2 separate regions of the Homo sapiens genome follow, and region 1 is linked to region 2. Evidence: chromatin contacts called from ENCODE Hi-C or POLR2A ChIA-PET data. All regions are on one chromosome and are shown on one strand. Each heading gives the region's core, a stretch centred on a gene start or an enhancer-like site at or near the end of the contact. The rest is flanking DNA. Distances are from core to core; before and after follow the strand shown. Region 1 overlaps LOC105370504 (a long non-coding RNA gene). Region 2 holds the start of TMX1 (thioredoxin related transmembrane protein 1).

The links. A loop is a pair of places that touch in the nucleus more often than their neighbours do. ChIA-PET counts read pairs that join two places held with the same protein, here RNA polymerase II (POLR2A). Pooled maps may share reads with other maps.
Region 1: a map with no recorded cell type shows a loop between it and region 2 (4-fold over the local background). The contact joins the enhancer-like site here to the promoter of TMX1 in region 2. A Hi-C loop is called at or near these places in 1 of 37 single-sample maps with no recorded cell type and 3 of 50 pooled maps. POLR2A ChIA-PET finds 5 or more read pairs at or near these places in 1 of 52 experiments (OCI-LY7).

The regions. Positions count from the first base shown.
Region 1 is chr14:53,616,097-53,622,432 of GRCh38, reverse strand. All of the region lies in intron 2 of LOC105370504 (a long non-coding RNA gene), which reads right to left. Among named protein-coding and RNA genes, the nearest start is that of LINC02331, 230 kb to the left of the region's middle. RefSeq lists a silencer at 740-809. Within about 2 kb of position 2,277, at least 2 of the 41 ENCODE cell types and tissues checked have a DNase peak (open chromatin) inside an H3K27ac peak, as active enhancers do.
Region 2 is chr14:51,236,385-51,242,528 of GRCh38, reverse strand. It overlaps TMX1 (thioredoxin related transmembrane protein 1), which reads right to left and starts at 2,282. Exons shown (of 8, transcript NM_030755.5): 1 at 2,085-2,282. The coding sequence starts at 2,236. RefSeq lists an enhancer at 2,004-2,243 and a silencer at 2,104-2,446.

The sequences.
Region 1 (6,336 bases), core at 1,028-3,527, 2.4 Mb before region 2:
ATCATTATGGCTCTTGTTACATACTGCTGAATTTTCTTTCTAGTTCCCAGCCTTTAGGATTGTGAGAGAGTCCTAAATTTTCCAGTGGCTGTAGCAAAAACTAGAAGCCAGAAGCCAGCTACTGGTGCCACCACAGTCCTTGAAAATGGCAAGACAGACATTCCCACATTCTTTTCTTTCATAGACAATTTAAACAAAATGGAAACCCTGCACTAGAATTTGGCTTACAGCATCTAATGGATGAAATATCGTGTTACACAAATGACCAGACCTGCTGGATAAACAAGATACATTCAGAGTTGCATTCTTTCCCAGAATCTTTGGAGCATGGATTCACAATTCTATTTCTAGCCTATTTTTAAAATATCAAAGAGAAGGACCAGATGTCACAATGAATTAATATCCTGGACTTACAAATCTGGAGACATAGGTTCAAATTCTCCCCAGTTGAAAGTAAATACGAGTTTTCTGGCTTCTTGGAGCTCCCTAGTGAATATTTCATTCACCCCCAAATTTGACAGTTTGACAGGATGATCCCAGCATCTTCTTTTCTATCATGACCTGAGGGCTGAAAGCTCAGATGAAGTGAGGCAGGTGCCATAACTGAGCCGAAGGAAAATCCAGCCTCATCTCCCACTCCCCTCACCACACAGACCTCTAGGGATTCCTCTCTCCTATTCAACATTTCCCCATCAAGAGGCACTGAGTTACACAGCTGTTGCTTAAGAGAGACAGGAAATAAAGGAGGAGGAGCTCTGGCCCTTTGACTGACTTAGTGATGGAGAGTCAAAGGCCATCAAAGTGCAGCTGCACAGTCCATTGGCATGGCCATGGTACTGTTGCAGTCCATCCAAGTGGATCCCATGAAGGCTCTCCCTTGATGGATTTCCCCTTAGCGACACTCACTTTTATTCTCTACTTGAGTCAGTTTCTGACACCCGTCACAGAGACTGTGGCAATGTTATTAACATATTTATGCTTGATGGCCTTTTCTTCTAGGAAGTCTTCCTGCTAAGCTGGGGTTACGTACCCTGTTGTCATGCTCTCCTGGCACCTTTCTTCCCATCCCAGCACTGCTTTTACTTCCTGCAATAGCCATACCTATCTGCTTCCCTCTGGGGCCCTAGACTCCATGAGAGCAGAGAATGCACCTACCCACTTCACTTCACTATTTAAAGATCTCAGTAAGTTCTTCTAGATCATCCTAGAAATCACTGGAGACACCTCTGGGAAAAGAAGAGTGGTGTGGGAGAGGCAAACTTTGTGTAGGAGAGGCCCCCCTGATGGGGGATGAAAAGGGAAATGCCCCAGCCTCACAGCCAGCTGGGCACCTCACTCAAGTGAATTTCCCTAGAAACCCCAGTGGGTCCTCATGTGGAAAGTGTGGCTGGTGTGATGATAGAAAATGGCAAATGATCTTTCCCTCAAAAAGGCAAAGGAAAGGGAGGTAGCACGTTAAGCATCAATGCCAAGATGTAACCCACAATAATTACAGTTCAAGAAAACCTGAACTTGGAAAATTTTGATTAAAAAAAACCCTACATGTACAATCTTACTTCATATCTGTTTTTCTTTCTAGTTACGTTGGATTTTCAATTTAAAGTACATTTAAATGGACATTTTAAAAGGCAGAAGGAGCAAATTCACACAACTCCCCCAGCAGCTTGCCCATGGGATTCATCATGGGGAGAAAGCCTGGCTGATCCTGGGCTTTCTGAAGAGGTGGGCTGTCCACTTGTCACCCCATATGAAGATGCTCTGCTTTTATGTGAGTTCAGCTCTATCAAACTATGAGCATATGTTTCAAAAAAAAAAAACTATGTCTTTTAAGGCATAGTAAAGACAGCTGAAACATTCTTTCTCTCCCTCCAGAAACCTAGGAATGAATTCCTCACCACTAAGGCAGAGTCCAGGAGAGAAAAGGCAACCAGCCAGAGAGGAAAAGGGAATCCAGAGAGAGCCGATCAAGTCAGGCCAAGTTAATAACAGACCTGCAAAGACCAGCCTCCAAGACTCTAACCTGCAGCCATGGGGAAATCCCAAAGAACCTGTCTCTTTAATTTTTTTTTCCCTGAAAAATATTATCTGGAGCTCTTCCTCTAAGTCTCTCGGCACCCTGATATTTGGGATAATTGCACCCACTGCTCTTAAGCTTGGGTGCTAAAATCCCCTCCTGGAGTTGAGTTTTTAAAGGGAGCAGATTTAAAGCTGTCAGCAGTAGAGGAGAGAAGGCCAAATTGCTCTCATGCTTGAGCCTGTGGCCCAATTTGTTTGTAATTGGATTGGTATGCAGGGAAGATAGAGCTGTCTGGGGGAAATGCTACATGATTCCCTTTAGTAGAGGATACTACTGATGCTGCTCATAGCCCAGCGCCAGATCCCAACTAATGAGGGAGGGCAGTGAGACCCTAAACGCAGAGGAGAAGGGCCAATTCCATGTATTCACCAGGTAAAAGGACAGCAGGGGATGCCCTTCACCAAATTTAACCCAGAAATCAGAGCATACATTGCAAGGTTTGTGTGCAAAGTTAGGGAATGTGGGCCAAGGAGGAAGCTTGGATGACAGAAGGGAGGAGAAGATGAAGCTGGACAGGATTCCAAGAGTCTAATAGCAGCCCTTTACCAGGAGAACTTTTTTTTTAATAAAATGAAATTGCTGCAACTTCCATTGCCTTCTCAGTTGAGTCTACATGGCCCAATTGTCAGCCAATAATATAAATTCCATCTGCAGGCCATCGCCAGCTGCAGAGCCTGAAAAATGTAGGCTTGGGGAGAAAGAGATTTAGTTCTACTCTCGGTTTTGCTACATACCATTTATGAAACTTTGGCAAGATACTTAACCCAATTGAAGCTCAGTCTTCTGGTCTGTAAAATGAAAATAATAACTCCTATGAGAATGCTGACTTAAAGGGATCTTGAAAGTCTGAAGAGCCATATTGGGTAAAATTCATGGTCAATCAGCATTATCCCCCCCCACCTTTATATATGTTCCCCTTTATCTCAGGCACCAGAAGCCTGGGAACTACATATCCCAGATTTGCTTTCCACCAAGGTTCTGAATTTGACTTACATTTGACAATGAAATTCATTTGTGAGATATCTGTAAGGGGAAAGAGAGCAAGAGATGCCTCTTCCTCTGTCAATGGTGGTGGTGGTGACTTGAGTATGAGCTCCCACAGATGTGACCAACATAGTAGCTGGCTGGTCACCTCTAGGCACCAGCTTCAAGGCTGTGGGCCAGTTATTATTTCCTGACCTCAGGTGGCAACCTGTGTGACATAACCTGAAAGCTAAGAGTAATCCACCTTACTTTCTTGGTTCTAGTCTTTTCCACAGCATAGTACTTTCTTGGTTCTAGTCTTTTCTGCAATGTAGTAAGCACTCATATTTGCTTTCTATTCCTATTTGTTTCAGGCAATGGAAGGCAATGGAAGTTGCAGCAATTTCATTTTACTAAAAAAATTTATATAGCAAATTATCACAAACTTAGCACCTTAAAACAACACTTATCACACACTTCCGTAGAGCAGGTGAGCTCAACTTGGTTCTCTACTCTGGGTTCTCACAGGGCTGAAATCAAGGGGTCAGTCAGATTGAGCTCTTATCTGGAGGCGCTGGAAAGAATCTACATCCAAGTTCATTCATGTGGTTGGAAGAATTTACTTCCTCCTGCTTTTAGGACTGACATTCCCCTTTCCTTGCTAACATCAACCAGGGGCCTCTCTCAACTCCTTAAAGCCACCTACGTTCCTTCCCACAAGGCCTCCTGCATCCTCCACGTGGAGTCCTTCTCACAACATCACAGCCAGCAGCAGAATCCTTGTGTCAAATCCATCCCCACACTTTAACTCTGATTTGCTTTTCCTTTACGAGGAGAAAGCTGCCTGCTTTTAAGGGCTCATGTGATTAGATCAGGCCCCTTAGATAATCTCCTTTTCTTAAACTGAGTCATATAATATATCACAGGAGTGTTATATTAGCATACTTACAGCTTATAGAATTACAGTATAAGATTTTTGGGGAACCATTTGATAAATTCTGCCTACCATAGCACCTAATTCCCTCTATTAAATCACATCCTGCATGAAAAACCTACAGTGGTTTCTGTTTTCCTGTACTGAACCATAAGGGATCTGAGACCACTGTCTGCAAACAAACTCTAAAGTAGAGAAAATATCCCTTAAGGTTTCATAATGGTCTTACCCTTGGAACATGGTGGACCTTTACCCAACAAACATCAGTTCAACAAACAATTATTTAGCAACTGTCATGTACCAGGTTGTGCTACATTTAAGGCAATCAAAAAAGAATAAGAAACCCTCCTACCCTTATGGTCTAACTGGCAAAATAGCCACATGAATAGAGCATTTCAGTGGATTATAGCATCAGAGATTTTAAGAGAGATTAGGTTCAAAGTGGAACACTATTCATTTACTCAAGAAATATTGTTTAGACAGCTACTCTGGGTCAGGCATTGGCTTAGGTGCCAGCGATTGGAAGACTAATAGAGTAGGTTCCTCCCTGGAGAATCTCAAGTCTGATGGAGGAATTGGATATGTAATCACAATAAAATATAATGTTATAATAATGTCTGCAATATTTAGACTTTTTACTAGGTACCCTACACTATGCTAAATACTTTAAGTACATTATCCTTTTTAACTTTTACTTTAAGCCACGGCTGGGCATGTTGGCTCATGCCTGCAATCCCAGAACTTTGGGAGGCCGAGGCGGGTGGATCACCCGAGGTCAGGAGTTCGAGACCAGCCTGGCCAACATAGTGAAACCCTATCTCTACTGAAAATAAAAATCAGCTGGGCATGGTGGCTCGCACCTGTAATCCCAGCTACTCAGGAGGCTGAGGCGGGAGAATAGCTTCAACCAGGGAGGTGGAGATTGCAGTGAGCCAAAATACAGCCATTGCACTTCAGCCTAGATGACAAGAACAAAACTCTGTCAAAAAAAAAAAAAAAAAAAAAGCTTACCTTAAGCCTAAGAGTTATATACAATTATTTTCTAAATTTTACAGAGGAGGAAAATGAGGCTGAAAACAATTAGGTCACTTTTCTAGGAAAAGATAGATCTGAGTTTGCAACCCAGATAGACCCAATTCTGTCACTCCCACCCCACCCCCTCAGGGGATCACTTCAGGATCATTTCTCAACATTTCTGTACTGCTTGCTCCACCCCACCTCCACAGTTTACTGCCATTCCCACACACATGGGCTTCACTTCCTACAGCCAACACCTGCACTCTTTCTTGGAGAACTATCTTTTGAGTCTCCTTTGCCCACACAAATGGAGAAACCAAAGTGTCTTAGGGAGTGCATGTCCCCTGGGGTGGTTCTTGACCCATACCTGCTGGATATGAGGGTATGAAAACTCCAGTTCCTTTGCCTTAGGTTAGGACAACTCTGAGGCCTGATGTATAATTATTGACTTTGCCTGCAGATTGGGCAAAAGATGATCGAATTTGTCTGTGATTGTACACTCCCTTGGCTTCCTCCTTCCCCTCACCTCTGTGCACCCCTCCCCACTACTTTCCCAGTTTCCTTTGGGAATTTCCTCATTGTGATGGTTAATATTATATTGAGTGTCAACTTGATTGCATTGAAGGATGCAAAGTATTGTTCCTGGGTGTGTCTGTGATGGTGTTGCCAAAGAAGATTAACATTTGAGTCAGTGGACTGGGAAAGGCAGACCCACCCACAATCTGGGTGGACACAATCTAATTGGCTTCCAGGATGGCCAGAATAAAAGCAGGCAGAAGAACATGGAAAGACAAGACTAGCTAAGTCTTCTGGCCTTCATCTTTCTCCCATGCTTGATGCTTCCGGTCCTCAAATATCAGACTCCAAGTTCTTCACCGTTTGGACTCTTGGACTTATACCAGTGGTTTGCCAAGGGCTCTCTGGCTTTTGGCCACACACTGAAGACTGCACTGTTGGCTTCCCTACTTCTGAGGTTTTGGGACTCAGACTGGCTTCCTTGCTCCTCAGCTTGCAGATGGCCTATTGTGGGACTTCACCTTGTGATCATGTGAGTCAATTCCCCTAATAAACTCCCCTTCATATATGCATGTATCCTATTAGTTTTGTCCCTCTAGAGAACCCTGACTAATACATTCATAAACACTTTAGCACAGATCAGAGGGTCTGCCCTAAGACACCACTGCTCTGATATTTACACTACACCACTATGGGAACCAAGAGGAGTGACTATATCCATTTGGGGCAGTTGGCATAGCATTCCCAGAGAAAGTAATATTTCTGGGTTATAAGCAGAGGTCTGCCAAGATGGACAAGTGGGAAGAAGAGCATTCCAGCTGAAGAGAAT
Region 2 (6,144 bases), core at 1,033-3,532:
AACTACTACTCTATAGCATAATTTCAGATAGATGCTCCAATGTGGATTTACCTCATACTCAATGTTTTGTTAGTCTTGTTCTCCTTAATACTACTTCTGATTGCTGTATTTATATAGTTGGACCATAATGAGTTAAAAAATATCCTTGAGTAATACTTGACTGTATTTTGCATATACACACACGATCACTATTGCTTAATATATTGCTTATAACACTATTTTACAGGCACGATCTAAAACAAGTTACTCATGATGATGACTGAAAAAGTGTCACAGTTCCTCTCCCCTGAAGCTTTCAATGGTGCCTGAATGAAAATTCATTTCAGAATTGCAGACTACATGCATACTATGAAAATTTCCCTTTATCTTACCCTCCATATAAATGTTCTACTTTTTTTTTGAGATTGAGTCTCACTCTGTCGCCCAGGCTGGAGTGCAGTGGTGCGACCTCGGCTCACTGCAACCTCTGACTCCCAGATTCAAGCGATTCTTCTGCCTCAGCCTCCCGAGTAGCTGGGACTACAGGCGCGTGCCACCACGCCCAGGTAATTTTTTGTATTTTTAGTACAAACGGCGTTTCACCGTGTTAGCCAGGATGGTCTCGATCTCCTCACCTCGTGATCCACCGGCCTCGGCCTCCCAAAGTGCTGGGATTACAGGCGTGAGCCACCGCGCCGGCCAGTTTTGTTTTTTTAAAAAATAACACAGGACTTACTGATTTAGCCTTCTGGGTTCTCCCTTGGGGATGTCACTTTCACTGGCCTCCTTAACTTGACAACCCTTGCTGTATTCGTGACACAAGAAAACACTCACCTGAACCCTGTTGTCTTTTCATTTTTATTTATTTACTTATTTATTTTGCTAGTTGCCCAGGATCTCTTGAACCCCTGGGCTCAAGTCATCCTCATACCTCAATCTCCTGGGTAGCGTACGCCACTTCCAGCTGAACCTTTTTAAAGAAGAAGGTGTTCTAACAACAATTATTGTATGCCTACTCTGAAGACCCAAAGAAAGCCAGCACAGCAATATCTGCATAGGTTAACTAAAGTATTTAGGTATCTTGTTACTCATTTGTAAAACGTGAAAAACACCTGTCATAGAGAATTTGTAGGGAATTAAATATGGTATTCGTGTAAAGGTGCTTAGTGGTGTCCAGTACACTGTTAATAATTATGCTTTTACTATTATCAGTAAATACTGCTAATATGTATAATACCACCATCAACAACGACTTAGCATCTAAAGCAAAGACAGATACTTTATTTCCCACCGCGGCAGAACAGATATTATTAAATTGAAATCACCACACAAAATACATGATTTCGTTCGAGCAATAAATGATGACCTGGCGCTCTTGAGAGTGTATACATTAATACATTATCTTTTAATGTAATACCATTTACAAAGACCTAGGAGTCACAACCCAAGGTATTCTCTACACTACAAAGACACCCAAAGGAAAAATGAGATGAGGAGTGAAAAAAAGAGAAAGCAAAAGAGGAGGCAAAAAGAGAAAACGAAAACTTAAAAATAACCCAACTTGAATTGACTCAGTATTTACAATAAAAAAGAAACGTACCCAATCCATTAAAAAAAGCTTAAAAGCGCCAAATTCCAACACCATAAAGAGACTATCTTTTAAGGACAGACAAAACGAGAGGAGAAATTTTGCTCAATATTCTCTTATGTAAAATGTGGTGAAAATAAGTGTAGAAGTCTGTGAAGAATCACTTTAACTACTTAGACACGAGTCGGACACCTCCCTCCCCGCGCCCCAGTCGCATCCTCAAAGTCATGAAAAATGTCAGAATTCGCATTGGCACTAACCCTTTGGGCGCACCACAACCCAAGAAACGAAACGAGGGTGCACCCCAGAAGAAACTTAACATTCACGGGTAAGAGACGAGGGGGTGGGACCAAGCTGGCGGCAGATCCCAAGAGTTTGGGGAGCTGCAGAAGTCGGGGACGCTCGCTCCGCAACTCGGAGGCGCAGTCCTGGGGAGCCTGCGACCCGCACGAGGAACGTGCGGGGTGAAGTCGTGTGTCCAGGCACGGACGTAGGACCCTGGCCGCCCCGCACTCACAATTCTATCATCCAGTCTCCTTCCAGCAGTTCTCTCCAGTTCTCGTCCGTGATGACGCGAACGTTGCTCCGCCGCCCGTGCGTCCAGGGAGCACCCCAAAGCAACAGCACCAGGACTGCCAGGGGAACTGCAAGACTCCCGGAGGGCGCCATTTCGCCGCTTGCCCACCTCACAGGGAGCGCGGTCGCAGCTCCCACTTCCGCCCTCGCGGGCTGCTCAGCGCAAGCGCACTACGGTGCTGCGAGGAGCGCCTGTCTAGAGGACTCTCAATGCGCATGACAGGGGTCTGATCCCAGTGAGTGGTGAAGTCGGGAAAGAGGGAAGAACGACTCTCCGCAATGCGCATGACAGAAAAGCGGCTGCTTCTACCGCCTAGGGTGTCCCAATATTGTGGGGGAAGGAACAGAGCAAAAGGAGGCGTGGTGTAAAAAGTGGGGCGGTGCTTTGAGGAAGAACGGTTTAAAAGACCCTCCCAGGATTTTGGCGCCAAATGGTTAGCGTTTACAAGCAAATTGGTAAGTTTATAATGTGCTAAAGCAGTTTTCCAATTAAATGTCCTTCAGAGTTCTCATTTGTTTTCTTTGAAACATGTAGTAAAGCTAATGGATTTTATAGGAGTCGGAATATTGGTTTACTTCTGAGAGATTATAGACAGGGAAGGTGCAGAGGAACATTATGGTTATGTTGGATGTGTTGGAGGTGTTCAACATCTAGATATGAACAGTAGTTACATGGGCGTACGTATATGATTTTTTTTAAAGAAGGATCAAGCTGTACATTTTAAGACAGTGCACTTTATGCACTTTCAGGTGTATGTTATCTCTCAAAAAAAATTCAGTAGGTACAGAGATCCTAGGTCAGTACTTCAAAATGGAACCAGACACATAGGCTTGTAAGATATTTGAGTTTTTTCTCTCAAACATTCGTAAATACAAATGCAAACCAAAATGTGCACTGCCCCATCAGTCAAATGAAAATAGTTGCAGGTGCGGTGGCTCACGCCTGTAATCCTAGCAAAACAGGGAGGCCAAGGCAGGCGGATCACTTGAGGTCAGGAGTTTGTGACCAGCCTGACCAACATAGTGAAACCCCGTCTCTACTAAAAATACAAAAATTAGCCAGGCGTGGTGGCAGGCGCCTGTAGTCCCAGCTACTCAGGAGGCTGAGGCAGGAGAATCGCTTGAACCCGGGAGGCGGAGGTTGCAGTGAACCGAGATCATTCCACTGCACTCCAATCTGGGCTATAGAGAGAGACTAAGTCTCAAGGAAATAGTTGCCACTATCTTACCTCACCTTTTCAACTTAATTAACCCCAATTAGTCCCCTTCCCCACCCCTCCACTGAATAGCCCTCTCAAGGACACCAGCGACCAGCAAGATAAATCCCAATTGTTTCTTCTCAATGCATCTAGCATGACTCCTAGCCCCATTCTACCACACCCTTGAAACACTTTACTATCTTGCTGTCTGGGCAGCTCGCTTTTTTTTCTGTCCTACAGTAGCTGATTCTTCTCAAACTTCTTGGCTGGTCCTCCTTTACTTCCGGACATCGGCATCTCCAGGATGCTTTACTGCCCCCCGCCCCCCATCTCCCGCCACCTTTCTCTTCATATCATCAGGCTCTCATCTTTCTGGGAACTACAGGCATATGTATTCAACTGTATATCATTCAGACTCTGATCTTTCTGGGAACTACAGGCATATGTATTCAACTGTATATCATTCAGACTCTGATCCTTCTGGGAACTACAGGCATATGTATTCAACTCCTTGCTAAACATCTCTTGGGTATGTAATAGCTGGTGAAAGGAAAAGAAATCTTGGGGCCCCAAAATCATTAAGCTAAAGGGAAAAGTCAAGCTGGGAACTGCTTAGGGCAAACCTGCCTCTCATCCTTCTTCTCACTGAGATAAATGCATATCTGATTGCCTCCTTTGGAAGGCTAATCAGAAACTTAGAAGAATGCCACCATTTGTCTCTTACCCACCTATGACCTGGAAGCCCCTTCCTGGCTTCGAGTTTGTCCCGCCTTTGCTTTGAGTTGTCCCACCTTTCCAGGCCAATACAATGTTCATCTTACATATGTTGATTGATGTCTCATGTCTCCCTAAAATATATAATATAAAATCAAGCTGTGCTCCACCCACCTTAGGCACATGTCCTCAGCACCTCCTCAGGCTATGTCATGGGCGCGCATTCTTAATTTTGGCAAAATAAACTTCCTAAATTGACTGAGACCTGTCTCAGATTTTGGGGGTTCAGAAGCTCAAACATCAAACGGCCAAAAAAGATAATTCTTGATTCTTCCTCTCCTGGTCTTCCATCCACTAAAGAGCCCCGAGGTTCACCAGGTTTCTCTAGCCAAACATGTACATGTTAATTCTTTATTGTTCTCTCTCTTCACCTTCTCCTCTTGTAACCTATGAGCAAATCTTGTAAACGTTACCTTCAAAACGTATCCTGAATCTGACCACCAATTTCCATCTCAACAGCCAACACCCTAGTCCAGAGTTTTCTTGCCTTGAGTACAATGAGAACTTCCTAAATTTGTGAGAAAATAAATTTCTATTGTTTAAGCCACCCAGTCTATGATATTTTATTATGGCAGCCCAAGCTAAGACACTAGACCTCCATTACAATGTTGAATAGAAATGGCAAGAGTGGCCAAACATACTTATCTTGTTCCTGTTCTTAGGAGAAAAGCGTTGTCTTTTACCACTAAGTATGATGTTAATGTGAATTCTAAATAGTTGCCTTTTATACAGGTGAGGAAGTTTCCTTCTATTCCTAGAAGGTCGTCTGTTTTTATCTTGAAGAAGTGTTGAATTTTGACAAATCCTTTTTCTGCATTTATTGAAATGACCATGTGGTTTTTGTCCTTTACTCTATTGATATGGTGTTTTTTTTGTTTTTTTTTTTTTTTTTTTTTTGAGACGGAGTCTTGCTCTGTCATTAGGCTAGAGTGCAGTGGTGTGATCTCAGCGCACTGCAACCTCCGCCTCCTGGATTCAAGCAATTCTCTTGCCTCAACTCCCGAGTAGCTGGGATTACAGGCACGTGCCACCACGCCCAGGTAATTTTTATATTTTTAGTAGAGACGGGGTTTCACCATGTTGGCCAGGATGGTCTCTTTCTCTTGACCTCATGATCTGCCTGCCTCAGCCTCCCAAAGATACAGTGTATTACATTGATTGATTTTGGGACATGAAATCAACCTTGCATTCTTGGTATAAATCCCACTTAGCCATGGTGTATAATTCTTTTTATATATTGCCACATTCAGTTTGCTAGTATTTTGTTGCATATTTTTATGTCTATATTCCTTAGAGATATTGGTCTGTAGTTTTCTTGTAATGTCTTTGGTTTTGCTATCAGGATATAACTGGCCTCGTAAAATAAGCTGGGAAGTGTTCCCTCCTTTTCTATTTTTTGGAAGTGTTTGTGAAGAATTTGTATTAACTCTTCTTTAACTGTCTGATAGAGTCTAGCAGTGAAGTCACCTAGGCCTGGGCTTTCCTTTGTAGGTAGCTTTTAAATTACTAATTCAATCTCTTGTTATAAGTCTACTATGATTTTCTATTTCTTCTTGAGTTGGTTGTGGTAGTTTGCATCTTTCTAGGAATACGTCCATTTCATGTAAGTTGTCTAATTTGTTGGCCTAACGTTGTTCATAGTATTATAATCCTTTTTATATCTGTAACATTGATATTAATGTCCTCTCTTTATTGCTGGTTTTAGTAATTTGAGTCTTCTTTCTTTTATTTATTGGTCAGTGTTATGGTTTGGATATGGTTTGAGTTTGTCTCCATCAAAACTCATGTTGAAATTTGATTCCCCATGTGATGGTATTGGGAGGTGGGGCCTATTGGGAGGGATTTGAATAAAGGGGGTGGATCTTGTGAATGGCTTGGTGCTGTTCTTTTTTAAAAAAAATATATAGGGTATCTCTCTGTCACTCAGGCTGGGGAGAGATGGTGCAATCATGACTCACTACAACCTCAAACTCCTGGTCTCAAGTGCTCCTCCAGTTCAGCCTCCCAAGTAAAGGTGATAGCCTCAAT